Linked DNA regions of Homo sapiens: region 1 is linked to region 2. The links are chromatin loops, found by intact Hi-C in ENCODE. Cell type or tissue: Panc1. All regions are shown on one strand. Each heading gives the region's core, and the rest is flanking DNA. Links, peaks and the distances in the headings are about the cores only.

Region 1 (8,000 bases), core at 1-8,000, 530 kb after region 2:
CGTTCAAAAGCAAAAATTTTTTTCATCACCATCTCTATGCTAGGCCCTGAATTACAGGGAATACATGGTTTTTCTCATGACTTGATTTTTCAAGAAAATTTGAACCATAAAACATTATCATAAGGTGGAAGAAATTTATCAGAAATGCCATTCAAATGTACCTTTCTGGGCCATCCTATTTTCCAGAACAGCTTGCATATGGATGGAGAGAATAATTGAGGAATGCAAGTTCTGAAAAGATGTCTCTTTTGAAGTTATATTTAATTTCCAGACTGCTTTATCCAGGCTCAGAGTCAAAATATTTAGCAATATAGTAGAAGATGCAAAATAGTTTTCTGCATCTTCTATTGGGGAAACTATACTTTCTAATATAAAATGGAGAGAAAGAAAGAAAAACTCCTATATATGGAGAATGGTTTGTCATCAAATTTGGCTCATCTGGAGAAAACAGCACAGATGGTCTAGCTTGCTTCAGGACTGCAGTTTCGTGCCATGCATGATTCACCAGAGAAGGTAAATCAGCATCTGCTCATTTCATTTTGTGTTCACTGTTGTAGTAATAGGTAGTAATGTGCATTAACATTCTTTTGTTGCTAGACCTTAGCAAGCAAATGAGTGTTATTTTCTAGCTAAATTAGAGACTATTTTTTCTATAGTTTTACATTCAGATTAATGAAGCAATGCTGAAAAAAATAAAACCACCTTTGCCCGCTTACTAAGATTTGGGACCTCTTCACTTGGAACACCCTTTGGTCAAGACCTAAAAGTAATTTCCTTCTTTTTTTTTTTTTTTTTTTTTTTTTAAGAAAAAGACTATCAAAGTAATTTCTCAGAAAGGAAAAACTGGGCTCTGTAATCAGTTATTCTAACACATGGTTGTTTATTAAAATATGGTCATGGGACATTTCTGTTTGTGACTGTGAAGGTGGATTTTAAAACATCCTTCCACACACGGATTTGACCTGTTTTTATGTTTCATAGTTGGCTCATATAAATATTACAAAAAATGAATGTTAACTTTAATAATGGAAAAATATGATTTCCTGACTCATAGTTTAGCAAATAGATTTATGCAAATCTGATGAAGTTAGTTTCTGTGTGGAAAGCAAATGTCTTTCTGGACTGTGCACGATACAGATCCCTATATTCCTTTTTGGTCATTCCCTGAGTTATATCTTATGGTTACAGGGAGCTACAATTCATTTATGGTGAGCCTTATCTATCTCTGGACTAAAAGTTACTGAAGAGAAGTTGTAGTATCTCTTCTACTTTGGTATCTGTAGTAGCTTCCATCGTGCGTAACATAGGGATAGTTCATTAATACACACAAGAAATGTTTGTATCATAGATTCCTCTTTGCTAGGGCATGACAGAGATACTGTGGGTACCACAGTGAACAAATTGTCATCATTCTTGAGCTTTTATTCCAGTGGATGGAGACAGGTAACAAAGAGAGAAATACAAAACATGTATAGTATATTTGAAAGTGATAAGTGCTATAAAGGAAAACAAAGCATTGTAAGTACATAAAAAAAAATCAAAGTATGGAGGTTGTAATGTATAAAGGGTTCCCAGAGAAGGCCTGGCTGAAAAGGTGCTATGAACTGAAATGTGGCCCCCCTACCAAATTCATAAGCTGAACCTCTATACCCAATGTAACTGTATGTGGATATAAGACCTATAATGAGGTAATTAAACTTAAATAAGGTCATAATGGTGGGGCTGTAATCCAAGAAAATTGGTGTCCTTATAAGAAGAGTGAGACACCAGATATCTCTCTGTCCATGTGAGCATGGAGGAAAGACCATGTGAGGACACAGAAAGAAGGCTGCCATCTGCAAGCCAGAAAGAGAGACCTCTCCAGAAACCAACCCTGCTGGCACTTTGATTTTGGACTTCCAGCATCCAGAACTGTGAGAAAATAAATTTCTATTGTTGAAGCCACCAGTCCATGGTATTCTGTTGTGCAGCCCAAGATAATTGAGAGGGAAAGAATATTTGCGTAGAGAATGGAAGAAAGTGTGAAGGTGTGGGACCATGTCAAGTGGACAACAAGTGGAGAGACTTCCCATGCAGAGGCAGAAACAAATGTAAGGCTCTGGATCCCAGTGTACTATGGTAGGTAATTAAAATAAAATTACTCTCAGAATCTCCTACTAAGAAGAGGAGGCTCCTATAGAAGGTAAGATAATGAACTTGTAAGGCTGTCTGTTTATCAAGGTTCTTGCATGAGTGATGAGATCAGCTATTTTCGAAGACCTAACTTGACAAAAAGTATAACTTTTTCAGTAAATGATTTAAATTATTTATTTTTCCTTTGCCCATGTCATTAGACTTCTAAGGAAAAGTTGGATTATTTATTCACCAAGCAAGATAATAAAGGGCCTTATGTATTAATCATTTTATCTCAGGCTTTGCTAGATCTAAAGCCACCTCTGAGAACTAAGAAGTTGGTTTTCTCATTTTCAGATAAAGTAAGAGTCAAAGATACTAAGTCAACTGAAGGAATCCACTTTCTCCAAAGGTCCTGCCCTTTATAAACCATGAGTTTTAGGTAAATGTCAGCGTGCGTGGACTGCTCCAGTCTTCTTTGTTGTGAGTAGCTGTACTTTTTTCTTTTCTTTAGAGGCAGGTCCCCACTCTGTCACTCAGGCTGGAATGCAGTAGTGTATCATGGCTCACTGTAACCTCAAACTCCAGGGCTCAATTGATCCTCTCACCTCAGCTTCCAGAGTAGCTGTGATTATAGGCATGAGCCACTGCACCTGGCTAGCTGTAAATTTTAAGAAAACTGTCAGTAGAGATATGTTTTTGTTTAGTGGAGTATTTCGTTATATTTTTTTCAAAACTTCTGAACACTGTATACACCACTTGACCTGTACTTGACAATTAGAGCCTGTAAAATGCAAAGTCTTAAAAAATCCAAAAAACATAAATTCAAGGTTTGCCTTTCAATAAAGTCTATAAAAGCATCTGCTCTGAATACTCCCTTGCCATATTTAAGTACCATGGAGAAGAAAGAAACTAGTAAGCATACAATAACTCTATACTGAACCAGGAAGAAACTTCGTCTGGCTGGCTATACCTCTACCTTTCTGCATATTGCCTGACAGAATACTAGAGTTGAAAGAACACACACCATAGGACCAGAAAGTCTTGTTTGAATTCAGATTTTGACATTTACAAACAATGTAACCTGGGTTACTTAACCCAACTGACCATCCAAGCTTACCTATAAGATGGAATTATGGTAACCTGGCAAGATTGTTGTGAGGGGTAGAATACATATATACTGCTTAGCATAATGTTTGTTGTATGTTATGATCACAATATGTGATCTCTAGTATTCAAAGAGTCATACTCTTCCTAACAGAGTCTTCAAAGCCTGCATTTTGAAGTTGGAAATGAACTCTTGATAAACACCATTGTTCCCTTAATATTACCCTAATGTTAGGATATATCATCATTTCCACTTAATAAAGGAAGAAATTGAGACAAATGAAAGCTAAATGTTCTTCCAAGTTTGTGCATTTTCTATTAATGTTATTGTTGAGGTCATCTGCCTATATAATTTTATTCAGATTGCCAGTGGTTCTGAAACTTTAAAGTGCATTGAAATAGATGCAGAATTCTGGCCCTCACCCTTGAGGTTTTGATGTAGGATGACTCTTAAGTGATTCTAATCAGAAAGTTCTAATCAGAAAGCAACAAATTCATTGTACCAGAATCTTTCTCTATATAAACTATTTATATACTACTTAACATTGGAAGGCTGAAAATCATTGGCTACCTAGCCTTCAAAACTAACAACAGTTATCTGTAAAAGTAAATATTAGAAAAATTGGCAAATATTTAACAAAAGAGAACTGATTATATAAATTGGTCTAGCCATGTGGGAATATTATGCAATCACCATATAGAATATTGAGAAAAATAACCAATGACATGTAACTTGTACTATGTTGAGTGAAAAATGAGTGAACACTTAAAAATGTTATGTAAAAATGACCTCTTTATTTATTTATTCTCTTTTTTGAGATGGACTCTCGCTCTGTCACCCAGGATAGAGTGCAGTGGTGAGATCCTGGCTCACTGCAACCTCCACCTCCCGGGTTCAAGCAATTCTCATGCTTCAGCCACCCGAGTAGCTGGGATTACAGGTGCCCACCACCATGCCTGGCTAATTTTTGTATTTTTAGTAGAGACAGGGTTTCACATGTTGGCCAGGCTGGTCTCGAATTCCTGACCCCAGGTGATCCTCCCACCTCAGCCTCCCAAAAGTGTGGGATTGCAGGCATGAGCCATGGCACCCAGCCAATTGGTATTGCTGAAAAAACAACTCTACATCAAAAAAGAGAATATATATAATCGCAAGTGACTATTAATGTTTAATTCTAGGTGTGAAGATTGTGAGTAAATTTATTTGTCTTTTCTAAATTCTTCATTTCTTCTCTCAATATGTGTGACTTCTGTTAGCAGGTTTCTATGGCTATTAAAAGTAATAGCAACTTTTAAGTATGGGGAAAGCAACTATGCAAATTCACAAAGCCATTCTAGGTAATATTAAAAATTATATTCATAGAATATTAGGTAGTTAAGTTTGTTTTAAATGTTTATTTTTCTCATAGTTGAATATGCTAGTTTATATTACAGAGATTAATTAGATGAATATTATCTATCATATGATATTTTATTGAAAATAATAGTCTTTTAGCATGCTACATGATAAATGATAGGATTAAACAATAAGATAGTACATTGGTACAGGGTATTTATTACATTTCTGCTGCCACCCAGTGGCTGCTCCATCTGTTTTATATATATTGCTCATCTAGCTAATTGTCCAGTAAAGTTGCTCACAAAGAGCACTCTTGTAGGTAGAATCAACTTGCTCTGAAGCAGCAGTGATTTTCTAGGTCTAGGAATAACCAATTAAAGCATATCAAGTCAGAGAGAAATCTTTCCACAGAACAACAGTAAGATGTTTTGAGTCCACATGGCTAATCTGCCAACAGACATTATTTGTGCTGCAAATTATAGAATCTTTTTCTTGCTATAACAGAGTCCTTCTTAAGCTAATTTTTCATAAGTCTTGTGCAAAGGACAGTTGCCCCACAGTAGCAGTCGCTAACACCTGCTTGCCGAATTAGATCCAATCACCTTTAACTCAGAGAAGACAAAAGCTGTGGATGAAGTCAAATTAGAGTTGGACATCCCTCAGGACCAGCAAGAGAAGACAGCCGGCTGCAGTTCATCAGGAGCACAGCTACACAAAGTCTTTCAGGTCTTCTAATAGCTGAGGCAAGGCCCCCAGAGTTTGATTTAAATGAAAATATATAAAACCATGAAGGAAAAATAAGAAAATATATATCTGAACAAGTTCCAATTCTAAGAAATTCTCCAACTTACTAAGACATTTTAGAAAACAAACCACATCTAGAAAACCAAATGAGAAATACAAAAATTAACTACGTAAGTCAGTGTTTGCATAGATTTGCAAAAGCCTTGACATAAGAATGAAGAAATACACACCCAAATATCATCAGTGGTGGTGGGATATGTGTGGGACAGACAGGAAAACTACCTTCCTGCGCCTCTCTAGTTTTTGAATTGTTACAGAGCGTACACAACAATAAATATAATGTTTAAAGCCTATGAAATATGTATTGTGAGATAGAAGGAAAAGATAATTAAGCACTGGGCTAGTGGCTTCTTCTTGCATTCCTTTGGGTAGAAGGTAAAAAACCAACAACCTGGAATAGTCTTGGGCAGGCCTCTATAGGGGTCAATTTTCCAAAAGAAGACATTAATTTCAGAAGGGGTGAAGATTGAGATTCCTCAACACAAAACAAGGCAATTCGAGGCCCAAAGAGCAACCAGGTCAGACAAATGTAAAACAGAGACATCTTTTGATTGAAAAGACAACTCATAAAGTTGAAGCCAATCCTAAATCAAAATTTTGGAAAGCCACTGTCAAAAAGTAATTTTGGAGCTGAAGAAAATGAATGCAAAAGCACTAGTATAAAACAATAGCAAATTTCAAATTCTGATTAAGCCATGGTGATCTACTATGGTTGTTCTGAATACAGAAGACTGGAAAACCCTTCAGTAATTGTGAAAATCACACTCATGAATGTTGCCTTACAGGTTATTAATTCTAAACTAGGGAAGCAGATTTTGGAGGATTTGAAGGTAGGGCAAAGAAAGGTCAGTTAAACAGACTTGAATCTCAGGGTCTTTCATTTTTGCAGAGATCTTTCTTTGGGACCAGCCTGTCATTTTAAGCTTAGAGGGATAGGCATGATTTTCACTTTTTTGTTGTTTGTTTGTTTTTGCTTTGGTTACAGGGATCTTACCTTTATGTCACCCTTTTGGTATGGCTTGCTGTGTCAGATTTTGACTTTGGAAGATTGTTACCTGAATGGCAAATTGAGATCTGTCATTTATTTCTCCCTTCTTGGAGAATTAGTGCCTTATAAACCTGAAAGGAATAAATTCTTGATTGTACTCTATTGACTAATTTAGAAACATAGTGATTTATATTTTGTTAAATTAATAATGTGTGAAATGACTCGGTACATGTTTGTTCTAATTATGCTTCTGAACTCTTATTAAAATCAATCAAAATTCATCTCCGTAGTTTCAGAACAATAACAGTTGATATACATTTATATTACTGATGAAACTGTAAATATTGAGTAAAGAAGACAGGAAATACATTAAGACCCATTAAAGTATTTGTTTCTATAAGATTAAGTGCTTGCTGACCACTGGTATACAGTAGGCTTCCCCATTCACTTCTCTCTCTTCCACTTTTCCTGCTTCATTTTTCTCTGTAAAATTATAACTGTTAAATACAAAGCTTGAAGGATGACTTGGATAAATATTAAAACACAGTAATCATTTAAACAGCATAGATATGATACTTTTATATTTTTCAAATCTCAAAGTCAGCATAGTAATAAGTGATTGTTTCACTTTTTCTTAAGAAAGAAAAGAAGGAAAGAAGTGTTATTTTCCAACACAAATTATCTTCAAACAGTACTGAAATCCATTTGTGATGTATCCATATTACTATTATTTAATTTGTATTGTGATATTCTTAAAAATATTCTTATTTAACTTTATAAACAAATTCAAGTGTTAGCTCATTAAACTTTTATATCTTATGTTTCCATTTTCAGTTCCTATTCAGTAATTATGTATCTTATACTGTAATCAATTTTATTAGTCTGGAGCAAAGATTCTCAAGTATTAGTGTGCCAAGAATTCATGTGGATACTTGTCAAAAATGTAGATTCTGGGTCTCTGCCATCAGAATTGGTACATCAGGAATGGGAACCAAGAATCTACATATGTAATAGGCAACTCAGGTGATTCTGATATACATAGTCTAGAGATTAAAATATGTGATTGTCATCTATCATTACAGTATCCTTACATGTAGTGTAACTATAATAATCCCTTAAGAACTTAATATTTCCTGGAGAAGAGTGGACAGTGAAATTCATATTATGAATACCTCTGGAGAGGTGACCTTACATTGAGAAGAATAATTTATTCATTTTGTGGGAAAAAGATATGAGCTGGGACTTGGTAAACACATAAAATGAGCTCAGTGTCCAGTATAGCACAAAAGCAAACGATATTTCTCCTTTCCCTTGCCTTTTTAATTTAGTGTCAGCTCCAGGGTTTCTGTTTCTTCCATTTTACCTTTTAAATTTATTTGACTGTTTTCCACACAGGCTATTTGAGTAGGGTGATAAAAGCAAGTTTTTGATGAATTAAAATCCACTCTATGAATTTTAATGTACTTAATAATTATATTCTATTAGCCTTTTCACTAAAGAGCATTTCACTTGAAAAGAAAATGTGTCCTGCTGGTTAAAATGAAAGCTTTTTGCTTTAATTTATTTTCTAACCTGTTATCAGCCCTTATGCTGAATCAACTAGAGTTATGTAATTATTTATTTCTTCTTGCAAAAACCAGAAGGGTACAC
Region 2 (11,738 bases), core at 2,326-10,325:
AGGCCTGTACCATGCCCGGCTAATTTTTGTATTTTTAATAGATAAGGGGTTTTGCCATGTTGGCCAGGCTGGTCTCGAACTCCTGACCTCAAGCGATCCACCCGCCTTGGCCTCCCAAAGTGCTGGGATTACAGGCGTGAGCCACCACACACTGCCGAATGTAGTATATTTAAAGATAATACAGTTATTGTTAGAAGGAATGAGAGAAACACTTTAATAGACAATAAAAATCAAACATTTAAAAAAATATTTCCCAGCCCAAAATGTCAAAATCAATCATTCTTAAGTAAGGATTGGAGGACACCAAGTTAGAGAACACACTAATAACACATCGTGGAATATATGCAAGTACTGCAATATAAGACAAAACCAACTAACAGGTCTTTCCAGTTAGACACTTAGAAATAAAACATACGTATAGAAATAAATGAGGAAGTTTAGTGTTTTGAAACATATAGAAGCAAACACTGCTTCTATGTTTGAAAATGCCAAATTTCATAACAGAAAAAAATTACAAAATTTAGGTTTACTTCCAAGAGAAGCAGAGGTGTAGATCATCTCAAAAAACACTGTTAGGGCCGGGCGTGGTGGCTCACGCCTGTAATCCCAGCACTTTGGGAGGCTGAGGCAGGCGGATCACCTGAGGTCAGGAGTTCGAGACCAGCCTGACCAAAATGGAGAAACCCTGTCTCTACTAAAAATACAAAATTAGCTGGGCATGGTGGTGCATGCCTGTAATCCCAGCTACTCGGGAGGCTGAGGCAGGAGAATCACTTGAACCTGGGAGGCAGAGGTTATGGTGAGCCAAGATCGTGCCACTGCACTCCAGCCTGGCGACAGAGCAAGACTCTTTCTCAAAAAAACAAAAACAGAAACCCACCAACAAACAAAAACACTGAAACTGTTTTGACTCTTGTTTTTTTTCTTATAATAATAATACTAATTTCAAATATGTAAGTATTTCTAAAGGGGAGGCATTCTAGAAACACGGCATGGATCAAAAAACCCAATCTGGATTCCAAAGGATATGCAGGTGGTAGACAAAGATTTTAAAAATTCAAGTTGTTTTTGCCAGCTTACATGCTTTATTTTCAAAATCTCTATATGGAAGTATCAAAGCATATTTTTCTTTCAGGGTTAAATAAACAAATCCAAGTGAAAGACACTAACAGTAAAGAAAACATAACATCACCACAAAGCAAACTAAAGAGTCAGACACTTAAAAATAAGATCCCACTGCTCTTTTACTAGACTGGCAGAAATTCCCATTATGCCACAAAATGAGATATGTATATGGGAGGTCAATTTCTTTATGCATGATCAGACACTGCTGGTTGTACACAGAGGGCAACTGCCATCAGCTAAGGAGAGAAAACTGCTGGCTTGCAAACCAAGTAGTGACAAGATGCCTCATTACAGGCAAATTTAAAATGCTAAGTAAAATGCAAATTAAAGGAAGAATAAAATATTAAAACCAAATCAGTATTACCTGAAGCACCATTCCAGCAGCCACTTCACCTTGAGTGAGTTTTTTCAGGAATTCTTCTCTACCCTATATGTTAGGAAATTTTTAAAATGAGGATTTTCTTCATAAAACATCAAAAACATTTTTTAAAACAATTGCTAATATAAGACACATTTTTAATGTTTCAATATAGAGTAAAATATTAATTATAATTTATTATATGTATTTTTAAAATCCTGGTGTTTTTCGAGGTAAAGTAATTAAGTGGTACAGCACCAGGAATTAGACTACAAAATTTCAGTCTTTCCAGTTTGCATTTTATAGTCCTAAACTTAAAAAATCAAAGTAATAAGAAAGTGAAACAAGGTAGTCATCAATTTCTCCTTTTAAAAACTATCAGTTTGTTTTTAATATTACTTTCTGGAATAAACACAATCAACTTTCAAAACAAGATAGATGCAAGTCAAGTGTGAAGTGTGCAAAATAAGAGCAGACTCTCCATTTAGCTAGAACAATTCCTTTTTTTTTTTTTTAAATCATACCTTTCAAGTTTGTAGGGAAAAAATTTGGAAAAATCTTTTCTTTGCTACCTGGAAAAATTGTTGTAAATTGTTCATAGATTTGCTTTAAATTATCACGCAAAACCAGAATTGGAAGTAGTTCATAAAGTTCCTTCTGTCTTAAAATTACATCTTGGAACCCCTGATTTGAGGGAGGAGTTGGCTGGGATTTAGGATGTCCTCCAGATTCAAAAGATATATGTATGTGTGTGTGTGTGTGTGTGTGTGTATATATATATATATATATATATACACACACACACACACACATAGTTTTGCAAGGAGGAACAATAAAAATTCAGAAATGTCTCTGATACCCCTACTTCAATACTGAATCCCTCATCATATCCCAGGGTCTATAGAGACAATACAAAGAAACAAGCCAGCAGGCCTCTGCTCTAACACTTTCTCTACTCAATATAGCAAACCAGCAAAATTATGTTTACCTCAAGCAAAAGAATAATTCCAAAGAAGGAAACATGAAGGTGGTAAATAAAGCAGTAACTTTGATATATCATTTTACTTAAGGATATATCTACATCTAAAATGAATTTATGCAACAATACGTTTTGATAATTTTAAATAGATTAGCGACCTCTTCTAACATGATAGCAGATACAGCACAGTTTTTCAGTTTGTTTATTATTTAATAGAAATGGAACAAAATTCAAAATGGCTTTGTAGACTGGAGAAAAATATATCATATTCCAAAATAGCTCGATTTGACCTTTGTCTGAAACTAATTGAAAAATGTGTATGTATGGGCATGTGTGCTTTTGTTGTGTTTTATGTGTTAGAGAAAAGACTTGGTGAATGAGGTGAAGCTGAAGAAACAAACAACTCTTAGATTATGCAGAACCTTCCAGGTACATTAATAAAATTAGTGAAGAATGGTAAGCAAAGTGTGTGTTTTAGATCACTCTGGTTACAATATGGATTGATTCATTTGTGTTTCCTTAATATTCACTCATCCATTCATTCTTTGAAGTTTTTTTGTTTGTTTTTTTAATTGTCAACTAGTGAGAAAGCAAGTTATTATTGAAATGAATTCAAGTCACTTAAATTGGATAAATTAATATTGTTTGAAAAGAACTTGTGGATGTGTGGCTTGGAAAGAACTGCAGGCAGTATATGAGACATTTAAATAGATAAGAAGCCTGAAGCTGCAAGAATAAGACACTTGTATTTCTCTGAAAAGAAGAAAGATACTACATTTGAAATCTGTGTACAAAACCAACTCAGCCTGTTACCAGTGGACAAATTTGTACACTGCATGGGCAAAACATCTGGAGCTTCTGTCTAGCGTCTCAAAGAACTTTACCAAGCTCCATTTTCTACCATGCCCCCAAACCTCTGTGATCCAGACAGCCAGGTTAAATGACCAGTCACCAGGAGAGAAAGTATTTATCACTGGCTGGGCTGCCAATTGCATACTTACACAAGACCCAACACCACAGGGAGTGTTTCCAGGCAGATGCTCAAGGCCTTCCTATGAGACGGTCCTCTTTACAGAAAATGGTCTACCCAAAGCACTGGGAAAATGCCAAGAGGCTACACAGTTTCTGAGAGAACTACTGAATACTTTCAAAACACCACAGAGTACCCCAAAGACTGATACAGGGAGAGCTCTGATGGTCAAAGGTCTTAGATTACAGGTCCAACATCTGAGAGAGGGGATTTATTTGTTTTCCCATCCTATTATCACAGGCATTGTTCCCTGTAAAGCTGACTCTAGAGTTAAGTTTAGTGTATAGGATACTTATTAAGGAGCATATTTGGAATCAACTCCTGTGGACAGGAGAGGAATGAAGCAGGATTGGACAGAAACATAGGCTGAGCTGCCATAGACTCCCAACAACAACCTCGATCAACTCCACAGCAAACCATGAGCAATAATGGACCATCAGATTTGCCCCAAGTTGGACTAAGGTAGCAAGGCTATCATTCTATTTTTATTGGTCATTAAATGTGAGCTACCCCAGGAACAGGAATGACCTTAAGCAAAGTGACTGAGATGATTCCTGAAGGAGAATCTGGGCAGTTACATTCACATAACAATATAAATGCCATGTGTTCCCTCAATGATAAAACTACCATTTGTACTACTCCTAGTAATGATGGCTAAGATACATTATATGCTTTCTGGTAGAATTATCTTGTCTTAACTTCACAATGAAATCTATAAAATAGTTATGATTGTCCCTTTTGCACATAGGAAAACTGACAGAGAGATTACATAAATTGACCAAGCACACAAAGCTGGCAATTGATGGAACCAGGATACTAATTTACACAATGTGACAGAGAGCATCTCAGTGACACCCAGATATGTAGGAACCCTCAAAGTTATAGGAATATTTAATGTAGAGCCTTCTGACTCTCATGTGCCCCTTTTCTTGTAGGGCCTCCTTTAACATGAGGCTTTCCAGGCAAATGGGACACCTCTTTGAATTCTGAATCTTAGCCACCTATAGTTGAGACTGAAGAACTGAGACTTTGGGTGAAAGGGTTCCAATTAGCTAGTGATGCCATAGTTGGTTCTAAAATGGAATCTGCTAGAAACTTATGGGCTCCTGGGGAGATACTACCTTTCATTATTCAACATGAATTATGTAGCTGCTGAGAAAAAGCCAGGGTTAAATGAGTTCAAATTACCAAGAGGAAAAATGTCACAAGAACTATAGTGTGGTCTGCTTAGTGAAATACTGATTGCCTACATTGGGCAAAATCCTCTAACCTAAGGCTATTTTATAATAACATGTTGAATAGCTCACGTAATTTATCGAATGCCATACTGAGAGAGAGAAAAACAGAATGGCTGTATGAGTGCTCAAAGTATGGTCTCCACTGAATATGCATCACTTTCACACCATGGTAAAGTTGAAAAACTGTAAGTGGAACCACATTAACTCAGAGGCTGTGTGTGTGTGTGTGTGTGTGTGTGTAAGTTAATTATCATATCCATTAGTGAAATAGCTATTATCCACTTTCAAATATGATAAAACCGAGGTCTAAGGTCATGGAATTTGTCACAGGACCAGTCTTCAAACATGTATCAGCACCAGGACTGCCTGCTACTAGAGCCTGGACACATTCTACAGCTCTTCACAGTAAGCTCCCTCCTCTATCTCCTTGGCTGCTAGCACTTTGTCTGTTATATAATATTTGCCAAATGAATAATTTATTGAGCAAATGGGTTTATGATTAACAAACAAGCTTGCTTTTGATCTCTAGGTTGGGGAATTAAATTGTAAAAGTTTCAGATTCTTTCAAATTAAAAAGATGTTATTTTTTAAAAAAAATCTTTATATGAGGAGAAGCTCAGGGCCCATTACAACGTCACAATCACATTTATATATAGCATCTTTAAGATGGATGATACAACAAGGCCTTTGAGATGTTTTTCCTGAGATGTGGAGAGATGGGACAGGTGGTAGAAAAGACAGTGAGGTTGATTCTGACTTAGGATTGCATGCAATATATATTCCTAAAGTATAAATACCTGAAAAAGCACTGAAGGAAGACTGCCTTCTCCAGAAACGTGGCCTGTGGCCCAGCTTGTGCTAAACGTTCAAGTTCTTCAAATTGCCAATTCATTGTAAAGGGAACGAAAGCCCAGAAAAATTGCCACTTAGCAACTGTTCCAATAATGGATTCTACTAAGGATCACTGATAGATTCTAAATCCACTGGGTGAAATGTGTTGGGAAAAAATAGCCATGTATTCTTAAATATCACTCAATTGATTACTTATTAATTACAATGGGGAAATGAATACATTTCTTGACCATAACTTTAACCAACTGATCAAACTTAATATCACTGATAATGAGACAAACATAGACCATGTGCTTGTGGACACAATATTATATTATTGTAATTATGTTATATTCCTGCCAGATGTGTTTAACTTGTATCTAATTATGAAGAAACAAAAGGATAAATCCATATTGAGAAAAATCCTGCAAAGTAACTGGCCTAGACTCTTAAAAATGTAACGTAGTGAAAGACAACTTTTTAAAAAAAAGGTAGAGATTTTTTAAGATTAAAAGAGACTCAAAAGTTATAACAGATAAATACAATGCATGGGGCTCAATGACATATACCAACCAATTGAAATAGAGAAATTTGCATGTAGACTATGCATTTGTGCTCATTATCTAATTATTGCCTCTTAGCTCCAAATCTACTGTTTTTAACTCTGATCTGTGATAATGGAGGTGGATCCTGTGAGCAGTTTCCTTTTGCAGTTTTACTTTTGGAGTAAAGCTAGGCTTTATCAACAGAGGGCAGGGGACAGGCAGGCAGAGCTGCAGCAGCAAGGGGCGCTGTGTCCTGGTTCCTTGTTCCAGTGGACCGTTGTTATTTTCTCCATTCTCCTGCAGAACTGCCACCAGCTGGTGTGTGGGGAGGTTCTCTGCCCACAAACTCCATTCCACCTCCATCAAGTCTCTCCAGCAACACGCAGATAGCTGCTGCTGAACCCTATGTTGAGACACAACCCCACCCTCTCCAATAAAGCTTCACTCTGCTTGGGAGAGAGCAGCCTCTTCCATGCTTGTTCCTTCTTAGGGTGCTTTCTCTCAGCCCTCCAGGCACTGGCTGCTGCCTACATTTGCTATTCCTGTGTTCTTTAGAACAGAGATGGCAAACTTTTTTTGTAAAGGGCCAGATAGTAAATATTTTAAGCTTTGCGGATTAAGGTCTCTGTCACAACGACTCAATTCTGGTTTTGGAGAAAAGGAATAAAAGAGATCAAAGGATCACTTTGAAGAGCTTGGAAGAAGCCTGGAGCAAAGGAAGTGACAATATCTCAGAAGCTGGAAAGAGGGCACATTCAACAGTCACCTTTGACCTGCAGCCTGGTTTTAGCAGTCACAAACCAGAAGGTGGCAGCAGAGAGCTACACTGCTGGAATAGATTCCTGTACTAGGACAAAAGATAGCTGAAAGGAGGACAAACAGTCAATACTGAGTCCGGAAACCCACATTCAAAGAGAAAAAGGGAGCAACACTACATAAACAGATCTAACATCAGAATCAAAGAAATGGCTTCAGTTTCATTTCCAGTGACAGAGAAGCACTAAGAGCAAAGTTAGAGAATTTATGTTATGTAAGGTTTGAGATCAGGAAAGGAAGATGGATACTCTAAAGAATTACAATCTTAAAGCAAAATTTGAGATATGTTTAAGTGACTATGGGCTGGACTGAATTAGTGGGACCAGGTATCTCTGGCTATGGTTGTGCATTATTAGGAAACATTTTGGTGGCCAGGACCCTAACAGAAAGTATAGGTGGCAGCCCAACCTGATTCTATCTGAAAATAGGACATGACACTATGTTATCTTTCTTTTTGTACGAAAGTATATGTGTTTCTGGTGAAATATTTTAAATTACAAAAAGAAATAATACAAATATTCAAATCCACAGATACGCATTTTGACTTTTTGGTGTCATTTCTTTTTTAGGTCCTGAATTTAAAGTTATTATCTCTGGTAGAGTCAGTCTAACAAGATCTTTCTCATCTACTACAAAAGCAGAAGTCTCATTAATTTTTAAAAATTCTACATTGAATGAATTTATAATTTATCTTAATACTCATAGATTTAAACACTATTCTATTATTGAGAAATTTGTATATTTAAAATTTCCTATTATATGTTATTAGTATATATTCATGGTTTCCATAAATATTTATTGAGTATCTGTATAAGCACTGTTTAAGCACTGGAATGCAGCAGTGTATACAAAATAAACAATTATTGTTGACCTCATGAACCATGTTTTCAGTGGCTGTTACGTTAACTGTTAATAAACATCCTTAAACCTGCATCTCTGTTGGCTTTGTTCTTGGTTACTTTCTTAAAGTTGTATTTTTAGAAATAATGTTACTGAGTTACAGATTATGAATGTTAGGTTTTTTACATCTATTGATGAATTGCTTTCCAGAAAGCTCTAATTTACACTGAATTGGATACTTGAGCACCTATGAGTTGTTATAGCAAAATATCTTTACCAGTATCAAATATCAGTTTTTATATATGTAAAATTGGGATAACACTTTTTTTCATAAAATAAGTATGGGAGGTAAAAGAAGAAAATGTATATAAAGTAATATGCTTAAGGCATCACTCATATTAAGTACTCAACAAATAACTATCATTATGTTCAACGTGTTGTTTAGAACCCACGCATTTATCACAATTACTGGGAGACAGACTTAAGAGTAAAATATGTAGGTAAGTTGTTAAAGATTGTTTTTTTTTTATCCTGAACAACAAAGGTAGCCTCACGCTATAGGAGTATTTTTATGCTACTTATGCCTAATACCTTTAAGAATTTATTATTTGTCAGGCTCCAGGTTGAATGTTTTATACACAATATTATGTATTTATCACCCAAAGGTACCATATAGATACTGTTACATTTATTTAAGAGATGAGAAACCTAGACTAAGAAAAGTTAAGTATATTTTTAATATTCTTAGAGCCAATAATTAGCATAACCAGCCAGGATTTGAATTAAGAAACATCTGACTCTAAAGTCCATGCTTTTTCAATTGAACCACATTTCCTTTCAAACAGGAAGAAGAAAAGTAGAAACAAAGTTCAGATAATTAAATGGAAATACTGAAAAGTCAACTTGCCATCCAATTTCTGACAAGCAAAGTACTAACCCAGTAGAATGGAGAAGGAAATTATGTTCCCATATGATATTTATAGCAAGCTAAATAAAGTTTTATTATATTCTCAAATGTTTTGTACTATCAAGATCCATAAATGTTCAATGCTTTATTTCTATCACATTTTCATGTTTATTTACTTCCTCAAATGTGTCAGGAAAAATGAACTCTTCTGATGCTTGACCAAGGGGTTACTTAGCAGCCATTGTGGGACTTTAATCCTGCTGTACCTTCACACTATTTCTGTTTTCCTTGTATTCTCCTTCCCTTTTTCCCGGCAACCATTTCCCACTAATACAGATTACACATTCCCAATATTATGATTAATAGCAGATTCCTTTCCATTCAATTTTGGCAAAGTATTCTGCCTATGAATGGAGTGGAAAAGAATCTTAGTAAACGAAGACCAATGAAACAAGCAAAAAAATACCAGATCAAAGTTATAAATATGGAACAGAGAGAGATAAGGAAGTGATTATCCTAGAAACGTTCAGCATAAATAACTGAGCTTCTAAGCAGCTTAACTCAGAGAGAAATAAGAAAGTGTAGGGAACTCTTAATTATTAATTAAAAAGAAATAAATTTTATCAAGAAAAAACAACTTTTTTAGTTTGGAAATCTAAGGTCAATTACTTTTGTAGGTTTTTTTGAGCATATTGACAATATGACTAACTCCCTTATTAATTTGAAAAACCAAGAAGCAATGGTCAATCTTAGCCATTACTTTTACCAACCTTTATTAAAAGCCAAGGATGTGATAGCAATTCATAACTCAATAAAAGCTATTACATGTGGGACAAGAGTAATATGCTCCAGATTCGACATGCTATAAGGCATAAATCCTTTGGGATAAAAATTAATGAATTAATAGAATGTTCATTTTATAACTACTTAAAAATATTATCAGTCTTATCTGGAATTCTTATAGAAGTTGCATGGTGCATACATTAAGCTTTAGTTTATTAGATCTGTTTTGTTCTGTTGATTGAACTAAAGATGCTCTAAGTACTAGCAGAAATTATGCCCTCCAAGAAACTTTTGAGAAGGTTCTGACTTTTATTTTACTCAAAGGATGGGCCTATAAACCTTGTCTCAGAGGTGAACAAATAGTAGTTGAAGGGAGGTCTGAGAACATAAAGAACAGTTTGAGATTAGTTAAAATATCTGAAAAAGCACTCAAGGCAAGTCATAGACTTCTAAAGTTATGCACCAGATTACTGTGGACTGGAACTTTCTAAGGACTTGACACACTGTCTTTTTCTAGCATTGAAAACGACCCCCACCCCCAGTATGATTATTTTGAAGCTTTCAGCTTAACTGAATCTTTGTTGGTCACAATGTAAGTCTAATGTCTTACGACTCTACCAAGACTGGCATGAGATGTCCTGGTCCCTAAACTCTACACAGTCACCTAAAAGCTTACCTTGGGAAAATCCCTTTACTCCCAAAATGAATGTGTTAATAACAATTGCACAGTTTTGTGAATGTTAAATTAATTAGCATGTATAAGGGGTTTTTCATAAAATAGGCTTGAAGAAAACTCTTTATGTCTACTTTATTCCTTCCTTTTTACTAAGTTTCCACTTAGTTCTAGCACTATGATTCTAACCTGGAACCAGAGTGACCTGATGTTCTCACTTTTCCACCAGAATTCCATTATATTCAAGCAAAAAACCCTTCGAGATTATGCAGCTTGCATAGAAGATTTCAGCTGGAGTGCTAGGAAGTACTTAACAACTGGTGAAAGCTCTCAAAATTTTTGGTTGCAATGTCGCATTCTTTAGACAATTCTAGATGGTTTTCTGTTCATTCCATCAACACTATAATTGAATACATATTACTATTAAATTGACTTATTCCCTATCCCAATTGGCTAATTTTATTCTGACACTTGGCCAAACACCTCTTTTCTGAATAGGTCAGTTATTGGAATTGAAAATATGGAAAAACTGGGACAAATCATTTGTAATAGCTAAAAAATTAGAGAAAGTGCTAGACATACTTCTTGTTCAGGATTGCTTCTACTCTAAGACTGCCTAAAACTTATCTGGCATTTTACAGATGCATTAACTTGAGAGAACATAATTCATAAATTCTACCTCTAGAGTTTCAAAAGCCTATTTCTTGGAGCTACCCTAGAAGTGATATTCCTATAATTAATTTCTAGATGATGGATTAAAGATTAATTTCAGGCCAGGCTCAACAAATACAGAAAGTTACTTAAAAGGAAAACATAATTCTCAGATTTAGAGTGTTCTAAAGATTTTCATGAATCAGTCCATGAAAGATAATAGGGTCATTACACAGGCAAAAATTACAAACTTGAATTACTATAAACCTGAATTATCTAAGGAAAATCTAGAAATTTATTTTGAATTTATTTTGAACTCTGAAGCAGATATGCATGTGTATATTATAGAAGTTTTTAATGCCGTATATATTCAGGCTCAGAAATTAGCAGGAGTGATTAACCATTGGGAATGGTTTCTTAAGTGGACCAGTTTCTTTCTGTTGCTTCTTTCCAGTGATCAATCAGCTCCCATGAGGTAAGGAAACAACATGATGAATACTTTCTTTAATTTTGCATGAATAAAGAGAGAAAGGGAGAGTGACATCAACAAGATGGCTCACTAGAAGTGCCTGGAGTTCATCCGCACCCCAAAAAGAACCAAAGCAACAAATAAATAATGAAGATTTGAATGCAGTGTCAAAGAGAGAATGCTGGAGTGGAGCAGGGGAGTGGAGAGGCAACTCTGGTAATTGGAAGTCCAAGAGAGCAGCACGAAGGCACCTGGCCTCTGCAGCCCCATCTCCTGTTCCTGAATCAGATGGGCCCAAAACTAGGGGCAACTTCCCTTTGCAGGAAAAAGGTAAACAGAGGAACCTCATCAGCCCCCACTGCCACTGTAAATACCTACAGTATTTACTACAAGATAATTCCACAGTCCTCATAAGCCCTGAGCCCAGTTTGGAGAGCTGCTGAAAATTTATACTGTTGCATTGCTTCAAATTAGAGGAACAACTTATGCACTC

What was found. Hi-C counts contacts between places; a loop is a spot of excess contacts. Peaks named below come from ENCODE experiments on the same cell type or tissue, not always from the same donor. Only the 100,000 strongest peaks of a DNase experiment are listed, where the experiment ranks them.
Region 1: it touches region 2 in a loop (5-fold over the local background); 44 of 110 quality-filtered maps call a loop at or near these places.

What each region holds. Positions count from the first base shown.
Region 1 is chr18:33,756,754-33,764,753 of GRCh38, forward strand. No RefSeq gene overlaps it. Among named protein-coding and RNA genes, the nearest start is that of ASXL3, 180 kb to the left of the region's middle. In Panc1, for the core only: CTCF peaks have their summits at 4,863 and 5,067; no DNase peak of the experiment used is centred there.
Region 2 is chr18:33,225,304-33,237,041 of GRCh38, forward strand. CCDC178 (coiled-coil domain containing 178) reads right to left here. Exons shown (of 23, transcript NM_001105528.4): 16 at 1,490-1,552. Among named protein-coding and RNA genes, the nearest start is that of CCDC178, 210 kb to the right of the region's middle. RefSeq lists an enhancer at 6,242-6,536. In Panc1, for the core only: CTCF peaks have their summits at 6,910 (motif pointing right) and 7,170; a DNase peak (open chromatin) is centred at 6,918; H3K27ac peaks cover 304 bases.